Regions from separate parts of the Homo sapiens genome. Here region 1 is linked to region 2. A link is an interaction called in ENCODE POLR2A ChIA-PET data of the cell type or tissue named here. Cell type or tissue: K562. All regions are shown on one strand. Links, peaks and the distances in the headings refer to the core of each region. The heading gives the core; the rest is flanking DNA.

Evidence for each region. Peaks named below come from ENCODE experiments on the same cell type or tissue, not always from the same donor. Only the 100,000 strongest peaks of a DNase experiment are listed, where the experiment ranks them.
Region 1: POLR2A ChIA-PET joins it to region 2 with 14 read pairs; 3 of 35 experiments call an interaction of 5 or more read pairs at or near these places.

The regions. Positions count from the first base shown.
Region 1 is chr22:23,023,815-23,029,192 of GRCh38, reverse strand. No RefSeq gene overlaps it. Among named protein-coding and RNA genes, the nearest start is that of GNAZ, 44 kb to the left of the region's middle. In K562, for the core only: a CTCF peak has its summit at 1,387; DNase peaks (open chromatin) are centred at 1,382, 2,820 and 4,232; H3K27me3 peaks cover 1,233 bases.
Region 2 is chr22:22,973,898-22,979,275 of GRCh38, reverse strand. No RefSeq gene overlaps it. Among named protein-coding and RNA genes, the nearest start is that of IGLL5, 89 kb to the right of the region's middle. In K562, for the core only: no CTCF peak of the experiment used is centred there; DNase peaks (open chromatin) are centred at 2,815, 3,160, 3,644, 3,953 and 1 weaker place.

The DNA.
Region 1 (5,378 bases), core at 103-5,102, 50 kb before region 2:
TGAAGAACAGCAAATTTGTTCTGCAGAAGTAATGTCACTTAGTCAGAGGCATTTGAAGTGGAGTGACTCCATCTTGTAGAGGGGCTGGGTAAAATAAGGCTGAGACCAGCCAGGTGCGGTGGCTCACGCCTGTAATCCCAGCACTTTGGGAGGTCGAGGTGGGCAGATTACCTGAGGTCAGGAGTTCAAGACCAGCCTGGCCAACATGGTGAAACCCTGTCTCTACTAAAAACTACAAAAATTAGCCGGGCTTGGTGGTGGGTGCCTGTAATCCCTGCTACTCAGGAGGCTGAGGCAGAGAAAATCGCTTGAACCCGGGAGGTGGAGCTTGCAGACAGCCGAGATTGTGCCACTGCCCTGCAGCCTGGGCAACAGAGGAAGATTCCATCTCAAAAAAAAGAAAAGAAAAGAAAAGAAAAAGGACTGAGACCTACTGGGCTGCATTCCCAGGAGGTTAAGGAATTCTAAGTCACAGGATGAGATGGGAGGTTGGCATAAAATACAGGTCACAAAGACCTTGCTAATAAAAAACAGGTTGTGGCTGGGTGTGGTGGCTCACACCTGTAATCCTAGCACTTTGGGAGGCCGAGGTGGGCAGATCACGAGGTCAGGAGATCAAGACCATCCTGGCTAACACGGTGAAACCCCGTCTCTACTGAAAAATAGAAAAAATTAGCCGGGTATGGTGGCAGGCACCTGTAGTCCCAGCTACTCGGGAGGCTGAGGCAGCAGAATGGCGTGAACCAAGGAGGCAGAGCTTGCAGTGAGCCGAGATGGTGCCACTGCACTCTAACCTGGGTGACAGAGCAAGACTCCATCTAAAAAAAAATAAAAAATATAAATAAATAAATAAATAAATAAAAAACAGGTTGTGGTTAAAAAAAAAAAAAAGCCAACCAAACCCCACTGAAACCAATATGGCAACAGAAGTGACCTCTGGTCATCCTCACTGCTCATTATATGCTAATTATAATGCATTAGAATGCTAAAAGACACTCCCATCAGTGCCATGACAGTTTACAAATGCCATGGCAATATCAGGAAGATACCCTATATGGTCTAAAAGTGGGAGGAACCCTCAGTTCCAGGAATTGCCCACCCCTTTCCCAGAAAACTCATGAATAATCCATCTCTTATTAATCATATAAGTGAGAAATAACTTTGCTTATGGAGTAGCCATTTTTTTGTTTCTTTACTTTCTTAATAAACTTGCTTTCACTTTATGTACTTGCCCCAAGTTCTTTCTTGCATGAGGTCTAAGAACCCTCTCTTGGAGTCTAGATTGGGAACCCTTTCTGGTTATAACCTGGGGTGTCCATGTGGAAGGGACCCCCTTAACTACAGCATTTACCATAACTTGGGTAATAGCCATATTCAGTGGGTGAATATCCTGGTCATGATAAAGCCAGTCCTAGATGGCTTGTATAGAAAGCATATCAGCTATTTCATCTGGGGTGCTCCACTTGGCATTTTATAGGGAGAGTTAGGAAATGCCCTTCTCAGGGTAAACAGATCTTACATGGGCATTTATCCAATTCACTAGGCTGGCCATTTGCTCAGGAATAACCTCCTGGGCATTTGGATCACATAAACTCAGCCGCAATTGTTTAATAGTGAGCTATGGGTCCTGCATCAACCCAGAGATGCTCTTTCATTCTGTAGCATTTAAAATTAAAGATACTGTCCTTAAAGTAGTTATTCTTACAGTCCATTTTAGCAAAGGTTTCTCAGGAAGCTGATGATATCAATCTACCAAATGGTACAATTTCTTTATATTATACCCTCTTATTTTAATAGTTACTTGGTTTTGCCCTTCCCCTACATTGACTACCTTCTTGGTAATTACATACCTCAGAGGTACCTTTTGTCACCCTGGCTTAATGTTTCCATTTGTGGGTAGCTTTTGATATGGGAGTGCTGGGAAGGGAAGAGCGTGGTCCCTTTAAATGAAAAGGGAAAGGGAAGTGCTGGGTAGAGGAGGGTGTGGTCCCTGGCTGGGGCTCAACACACATGGACCTAGGTGAGGACAGGCACTCCTGCCTTTGCACCCAAATGTTGCATTTCCCAAGACCACCCTGGCCTGCCATGTCCCCATCGTGGGCCTATAAAAACCCAAGACCCTAGCAGGCAAACACACAGGCAGCCAGACATTGAGAGGAGCACATCACCGGAAGAAGACACAAGCAGCTGGATGGCAAGAGGACGTCGAGGGAGCACGCTGGTGGAAGAGCATGCTGGTGGAAGAGCACGCTGGTGGAAGAGCACGCTGGCAGATGCCAGCTTGCTGGCAGGCCATGACAAGCAGAACAATGCGGAGTTTGGCTGGAGCAGTCGGAGGAGAGCCGGGGCTGCTGAGTGGCCCAACTACAGGGGAAAACCATCTCCCTTCTGGATCCTCCATCAGTGGAGAGCTACCTCCACTCGGTAAAACCTTGCACCCATTATCCAAGCCCACGTGTGATCTGATTCTTCCGGTATACTAAGGCAAGAACCCAGGATACAGAAAGCCCTCTGTCCTTGTGACAAGGTAGAGGGCCTAATTGAGAGGGTTTACACAAGCCGCCTATAGGCCGCAAACTTGTAACAGAGCACCCTGTAACACACGCCCACTGGGGCTTCAGCTGTAAACATTCACCCCTAGACACTGCTGTGGGGTGGGAGCCCCACAGGCTGCCCGTCTGTATGCTCCCCTAGAGGTTTGAGCAGTGGGGCACTGAAGAAATGAGCCACGCCCCCATTGCATGCCCTGAGAGGGGGACAAGGGAACCTTTCCCGTTTCACTTTGAGGCTAGTGGCCTGAGCTGAGAGAGACCCACATCTGAGCTTGGGCCAGTCTTAAGGCCCAACCCAGCACTCTCTTTTGTTTTCATCTCAGCTATTACAGATAACAATAACCAAGGGATTAAATATTTTCCTTCTTCCTTATTAATTTGCATTTTCTTTATTTTTAAAAATTCTATCACTTATTTTGTGGTTATAGCTTGTATTTCCTTATGCATCCAGTGAACCAACTTCCTGGGAGCATGATCCATCTTTAAATTCTACTGCTAACTTTTAGTAACTGAATGCAGCACAGCTGCAGCTCCTTAAGATGGGTGACCACATCCATTCTCCACCCTTTCTTTTATTTTTCTCTTTATCCATTTAGTCTGTATAATTTTTTCTTTATTTTAGGCCATGCATAGTGGCTCATGCCTGTAATCCCAGCACTTTGGGAGGCCGAGGCGGGTGGATCACTTGAGGTCAGGAGTTTGAGACCAGTTTGGCAAACATGGTGAAACCACACCTCTACTAAGAATACAAAAATTAGTCAGATGTGGTGATGTGTACCTGTAGTCCCAGATACTTGGGAGGTTGAGGCAGGGGAATCGCTTGAACCCGGGAGGTGGAGGTTGCAGTGAGCCGAGATGGCACCACTGCACTCCAGCCTGGGCAACAGAGTGAAACAATTTTTTTTAAATTTTATTTTAAAGTGACCCTTAAATGGTCTCTAAACTAGAAAAAAATACATTTTCTTTAGCAAAACCATATCCTCATGTTTTTACATCCTCACCAAAAACATATCTTATTCTCCAACTATTCTAATTTTTAGTAATCCAAATTCCCAGTGGAAAATCCAGGATTACTTAATTTAACATAACATGACTTTAAATTTCTTAAGAACTGGAGACAATTTTGAGCTTCAATTTGCCAAGTTAATCTTACCAAAGATTACTAAAATCATGTGAAGTAAAAGGCATCTGAGCTACCGTCTGTTAGTCGACAAGCACTTACTTTTCTTTAAGCCAATTTTTTCTTTTTATTTCTTTTTTTTTTTTTTTTTTTTGAGATGGAGTCTCACTCTGTTGCTCAGGCTGGAGTGCAGTGGCCTGACCTTGGCTCACTGCAACCTTTGCTTCTCAGATTCAAGTGATTCTCCTGCCTCAGCCTCCTGAATAGCTGGGTCTACAGGCATGCGCCCCACACCAGACTGATTTTTGTATTTTTAGTAGAGATGGGGTTTCACCATGTTGGCCAGACTGGTCTTGAATTCCTGACCTCAAGTGATCCACCCGCCTCGGCCTCCCAAAGTGCTGGGATTACAAACCTGAGCCACTGTGCCTGGCCTCTTTAAGCCAACTGATTAGAGCTCTTTTATATAGTTTGGTAGTAAAACATCACTTCCACATGGCACATATAAACATGTAGACATAACAGACACACAGACAGTGGCAGATCCTGTAAGATTTGCCTGTTTTCAAAAATCCTCTCCCTTACTTTAGACTATTAATAAAAAAAGTTATAGGAGCACACACACAGGAGCTGACAAAAGTTACCATCCCAGGCCTTCTCAAAGAAAGAAAGAGCTGAAGCAGCAGGGGTACAGCAGAAGTTGAACTTTTGAGATACCAACTTGAAAAATTTCAAAAAGAAAGAGATTATGGAATTTAAAAATTAAAACCTTTTTGCAATTTCATTAAGTCAATATTTCAGTGGGTTCCTGCTGGTCCCTTAGCTTCAGATTTGGGCAACTCTTTTGGGGGCTCTGAGGCCCGATGTTGGGTGCCAATTATTGTTGATAAAAAGAGTCAGACTCTGTAAAATATTTGAAGATATTTATTCTGAGCCAAGTATGGGTGACCAATGGCCTGTGACACTGCCCCAGGATATCTTGAGAACATGTGCCCAAGGTGGTCAAGCCACAGCTTGGTCTTACACATTTTAGGGAGACATAAGACATTAATTAATATGTGTAAGATGTACATTGGTTTAGTCCAGAAAGGTGGGACAACTCAAAGCAGGAAAGGTGGAGGGGCTTCCAGGTCATAGGCAGATTCAAAGATTTCCTGATTGGCAATTGGTTAAAAGAGTTATTATCTAAAGACCTGGAATCAATAGAAAAGAATGTCTGGGTTCAGATAAAGGGTTGTGGAGACCAAGGTTTTATCACGCAGGTGAAGCCTCCAGGTAGCAGGCTTCAGAGCTCTTATCAGACCAAAAAACATGCCAGGCTCTTAGATAATTTTCTCCTGGATCAAGGGAAAGACCTGTGAAGAACAGGGAATTCTCTACAGAATTCAGATTTCCCCCATGAGAGACAGCTTTGCAGGGTCATTTCAAAATATGTCAAATAAATATATTTTGGGGATAAAATACTTTGGTTTGTCTCAGGGCCTGCTATCCATCATGTGATGCTATACTAGTGTCAGGCTGGAATCTGGTGTCTTATTGCTACAAAAAAATCTATACTGTTAATCTTTTTTTTTTTTTTTTTTGAGATGGAGTCTCACTCTGTTGCCCAGGCTGGAGTGCAGTGGCGTGATCTCGGCTCACTGCAACCTCTGCCTCCCAGGTTCAAGCGATTCTCCTGCTTCAGCCTCCCAAGTAGCTGGGATTAC
Region 2 (5,378 bases), core at 77-5,076:
AGATTAAAGTCATATGAACTAAAAAATATTTGACTTAAGTGCCTATTTTTCTTTAAGCCAATCAATTAGAGCTCTTTTTATAGACATTACACACAACACATTTATAGCGACCACAAACAGAAGATTCAACACTTGTACGATTTTTGTATTTGCCAATTTCTTAATTGGATTACTTGCTTCAGGGTGGAGCCCTTGGAGGAACAGTGCCAGGAAGGCATGCATTTCTAGGGCAAAATAAGCAAGCACAGCTGAAGGCAAAGGCAGATCCTCAAAATTAAGGGTGCCATTTTATTCTGGATCTTGGATCCCCAAAAGGAGGGAGATTCTATGGGAGAAGACAGTGTGCAGTGCCTCTACTATGCATTTCATTGCAAGGCAACCCAAAGACAATTGGCTTATTTTGTAATCAGCCCATTTCCCACAGGAGCCTCATCTCTCAGTGGGGGGTGGGGATATTTCCATATCTTTCAGGTGGCCAATAACATGCTTCTCTGATTTATAACTACTATTAGCCATCCCTTAAAGTGTTTTCCTTACCTGGTTATTAGACACCAAAGGTCTCTGTAATGTGCAGTAATTTGATGCCCCTCAAACTTAAAACTGTCAGATAACACAATGCAAAATAGTACAGAGCCTTTGATTTTGAGAGGGAACTATCTGCTTTTAATTCCTGGGGTTTTATGAGGAAAACAGAGGGTTTTCCCCCCCAAAATGGAGTCTGTGGTCTCTGTTTTTCCCAAGGAATCCCATGTTACCAGAAGTTATCTTAGGGCCTCTTGTGCATGTGTTAAAAGTGTCAAGACAAAGAATGGAGAAAAATAATTCAGTTGATGGAGAAAAAAACCCTTTTCCCAGAAAAATTTAAGAAGAGAAAAATATAAAGGTCTTTTAAATATACCTATAACTTGAATATCCACTTTTAATTAAACTGAGTGTTCTTTAAGAAAATTCTTTTAATTCTTTTGTTACTCAACTTTAGCCATGCCAAGGAGTTAAAATTTTTGGTTTTTGAACTTTACAAAAATTAACCTCACAGTTGAAGCCAACAAGCCTTAATTAGGTTATGACTTAACCGCGAGTGTACAAAGTATTTTTAAGGGGGTGATAAGCGCTTTTGAAACTGTGTTTAAAAAATTGTTACTGAGACAGTAGAAGAGATCTGACCCAACCAACTTCATTTTGTTTCCAGCCCCCAAGCTGTCCTTGCCCATCCCTGGGTGTAGGCTGAACCAACTTTGGGAGGGGCCTGGTTCACTGTTTGTAGTCCAAAACAAAGATGATAACAGTCCTTTCCTAAGATATACTTCCCTCTTGTTTGGGGACCAGACCAAAAAACTAGCCACAAGACTGGAAACCATGGCTCAGGAGTCATACAGCTGGAAGCTACAAGATTTTTGACCCTTCCTTAACTGCTCTCAAGATCAGTGCTTAAGATATTTTATAAACATTACCCTAGATGGATCAGCTGGCACTACCCAGATTGACAAACTGGCTTATCTGATTTTGTGGCCCTCACCCAGGAATTGACTTAGCACAAGAAGACAGCCACCATTGTAAAATGGCAGAGACTAAAACAAAGTACTGCCATGTGGTTACAGGTCATGTTCCCAAGGACATGAAACAAGATGGTGGCCTGTAACCAAGTTTGTTACTGATTATTTTGTTTGGCTTGCTTGAACAGCAGGCTTTTGGTTTCCTGTGTCTGTAACCTAACCTAAAGTACCCTTTCTTTTGACAGAACCATACAGAAAAACACACAAAGCACACCAGATTGGCTACAGCTTAAGACCAAACTCACAAATCCTTTTTCATTAGTTAAAACTTTACAGAGAATATAAACAATGATCCTTATTATCCCTTTTACTGGTTTGCACAGGGAGAGAGGAGCCAAAAGTCTGACTGGTAAGAAATTTTTACTCTGCTAGCATGTCAGGCTTCTGGGTTCTCTTCCCCTTAGCTCAACTCTAAGCCAATCATTTTAAGGTTTGGAAAATTGACTTTTCCCAGGTTGGAAGAACATTATAAAAGAAGATAGAAGCCATTTTAAACTGTGAAAGAAGGTCAAATACCACAGAAAATTCTGGGGTTCCAATTAGACTTGTCAAGAAGTATTGCTTTCCTTCCTATTGACAATGGTGTTTTCCCTATTTCTTCACTTTCCCTATTTTCTCTTTTTCATTTTTGCCTGTTATAGGAGACATATTGCTCATCTCCAAAATTCTCTGCCACCTGCAGAGTTACCTGTTTTTCAGCCACAGTTAGGGTTTGCCTTAGCAGCAGCATAACATCCCTCCGTGAGAAGTCAAGTACCTGAGTTAAATTTTGGAAAGCTTCTATATACCTATCAGGGTCATTAGAAAATTGGCCTAAGTCTCCCTTTACCTGTCTAAGGTCCTGCAATGAGAAGGGAACTTGAACCCTAGTGGCATCACCTCCATTGGGCATTTCCTGTAGGGGTAAGAGTGAAGGTGGGGGAGTGGGAAATTTTGGAGATGGTGGAGGTGGAAGAGCTGGTGGCATGGTTGGAGGTGGCCGCAGATAAGTGAGACTGGAAGCCATACTAATTGGAGATAGAATAGGTGCCTTAAGAGAACATAAGGACCAAATGGCCATTTTTGCTGCTGATGGGACAGTACCGAGACTAAAATTCGGTTTTGGAGGATATTTTACTCCTAATTGTTGACAGCAGATTTTTCCCATTTACAGAAGTAGCATGAAGCCTGGTTTCTAGTAGAGAGGCATAAAAAGGGGAGAGAATTGGAAAGTGAGGCTGTTTCGGTGAAGGACGGACAAAGTGCCTCGTGGAGAGGATCCCTATTCCACTAGGTGGCACAGTGGACCTTGAAAGGCCATATACTGTCCAGACCAAGGGCAGAGTGACTTTGACATGCCATGTGCTCTCCAGACCAAGGGCAGAGAGAGACCTGGAAATGCCATGTGCTCTCCAGACCAAGGGCAGAGAGAGATGCTCACTGTGTGTGGGGGGACCCTCTGTTCATAGAAAATCACAGAGTTGCCTTCCCTTGAGCTATATCCCTGGTTAGTACGACATTCCCTGATCTTGTCAAACATGATTACTTCCCTGAACTGTAAAACTTTCCACACACTGAGCACACAGAGAGGATAGAGACATAGCGACTATAGATAGGAAAAGGAGGAAAATTCTGCAACAAGATAGCTGCGGATCCTTTACTAACACCCAGATGGGCTGTCAGAAGCTGGGTTAGTCCAGAAACCTTTGAATAACACCAGGGTGTGCCCTGGTTGGAAACTTTTAGTTGCTCCAGGACTTCTGGCCTCACATGATAGTTAGGTTCTCCATGAAAGGAAGCTTGTTCAAAGCATGGCCAATGAACCCAATGACCTGTGAGTATTGGGGGATTTTCCATATTCTCCCCAGTAAGCCTGACATCCGAGTCTTTAAGAAGGGTAGCCATGATAATCATATTTTTAAATGGCTGATGTATACATGTTATTGATTTAATTTGATTTTAAAATGCAGGCTGAGAGCCTCAGAATGAAAGGACAGATTTTGAGGTTCACTCCATACTTACCACTCCAATGATTCTACCTTCTGTTCTGATCCCAATCCCAGATGAGAACCCCCAACTGAAATGGCTACATTTTCTGGGGTGTATACCCTGGGTTTTGTTGTCTCACACCAAGAAAGAATCGAGGACATGGACACATGTGGGTAGGTTAAGGAGTGGAGAGTTTAATAGGAGAAAGGAGAGAGAAGAGAAGCTCCTTGTGAGAGAGAGATGTCTGAAAAGCGGGAGATAGTGGACCGCAGCAGATTTTATAAGTACGCTGGAGAAGGTGGTGTCTGATTTACATAAGGCTCACAGATTGGTTCAATCAGGTATGATGTTTACATAGCATTGCATAATAAGTAATCTTATGCAACTGAGCTTACCAGTTGCCCGGTGCCATCTTGTCTGCTCTTTACTGTTCACGTGGCTGACAAAGTGAAGGGAATATGGAGCTGTCGTCTTGAACATGTCTAGTCCCTAGTTCCTGCCAGTATTCACCTGTGCAAGCTCCCATCTTGCTTATCTGTGGCTGCAGCTTGAATTTACAGGCTGTTCTTTGTAAGAAAATAATTTGGGGCTGCTTTTTATTAATGAGAAAAGCCTTACCAAGGAGTTCCATACCCTTACTATCTGGGTAAGTGATTTCTTCTTAACTCCTGTATCAATAGCATTTGGGAAGAGCAAATGAAAGCTACGAGACATCACTGCTTTCCCATCAGATTGGCACATGCACAAATTAAACAAGCAGCTGTCAAGGCTGGGGAGAGCTTGGGGAAAAGGGCATGCTCATATGCTGCCAGTGTGAAATGCAGATGTCAACAACCTTTGGGGATTGCCATTTAGCGATAGCTATTAAAATGTAAACATGTCCTTCTGACTCTGCAAGTTCAATTTTGGGAATCCACACCACACAAATGAAAAGCACCAACACAGTAAACAAACAAACCTGGCAACAATCTAAGTGTCAATTAATAGGGAAGAGCTGAATAGTACACGTTTGTATGACAACTATGTAGCTGATTAAAACATGAGCTAGGTCTGTATCTATTGTATTGTATCTATTGTACCTTAGGACTCTAATATATTAAGTTAAAAATCAAGCTGCAGAGTAATGTGTTTGATATAATCCTACTTTTTGTGAAGACAATGCAAAAATTCTACATATGCGTTCGTATGTTTGCATAAGCACTGAGAAAGGGGAGGAAGCTCATGCCTGTAATCCAGAATTTTAGGGGAGCTAAGGCAGGAAAATCACTTGAGTCCAGGAGTTTGAGACTAAACTGGGTAACGTGGTAATACCTGTTTCTACAAAAAATTAAACAAGTATTAGCCAGACGTTATGACATGCACCAGTAGTCCCAACTACTTGGGGGAGCTGACATGGGAGGATCACCTGAGCCCAGGAATTCAAGGCTGCAGTGAGCCGAAATCATGTTATTGCACACTACACTCCAGCCTGGGCAAGAGAGAAAAGACTCTGTAAAAAAAAAAAGAAGAGAGAGAAAGACAAGACAAAAGGAAGGGGAGGAAAGATACACAGCTTCTGGTTACTTCAGAAAGATAGGAATGGATGGGGGAAGAATAGTAACTTATTCTTTAAGGTTTTATGCATTTTTCAGTTCTTACAATGAGCATGCAAAACTTTTGTAGTTAACAATATATGATTCTTTTTTTTTTTAAACAATGTATGATTCTTAAAAAGAACCAGGGGAAAGATAATCTAAAAAAGGAAAGGAATCAGAGCTTTCTGGATCTGCATGCATGTTTTATGACTTCCAGAAAGGAAGGAGCAGCAAGTGTCCTCTGGAAGTGACCAGATGGCTCATTCATCCTTTGCCTTTGGCC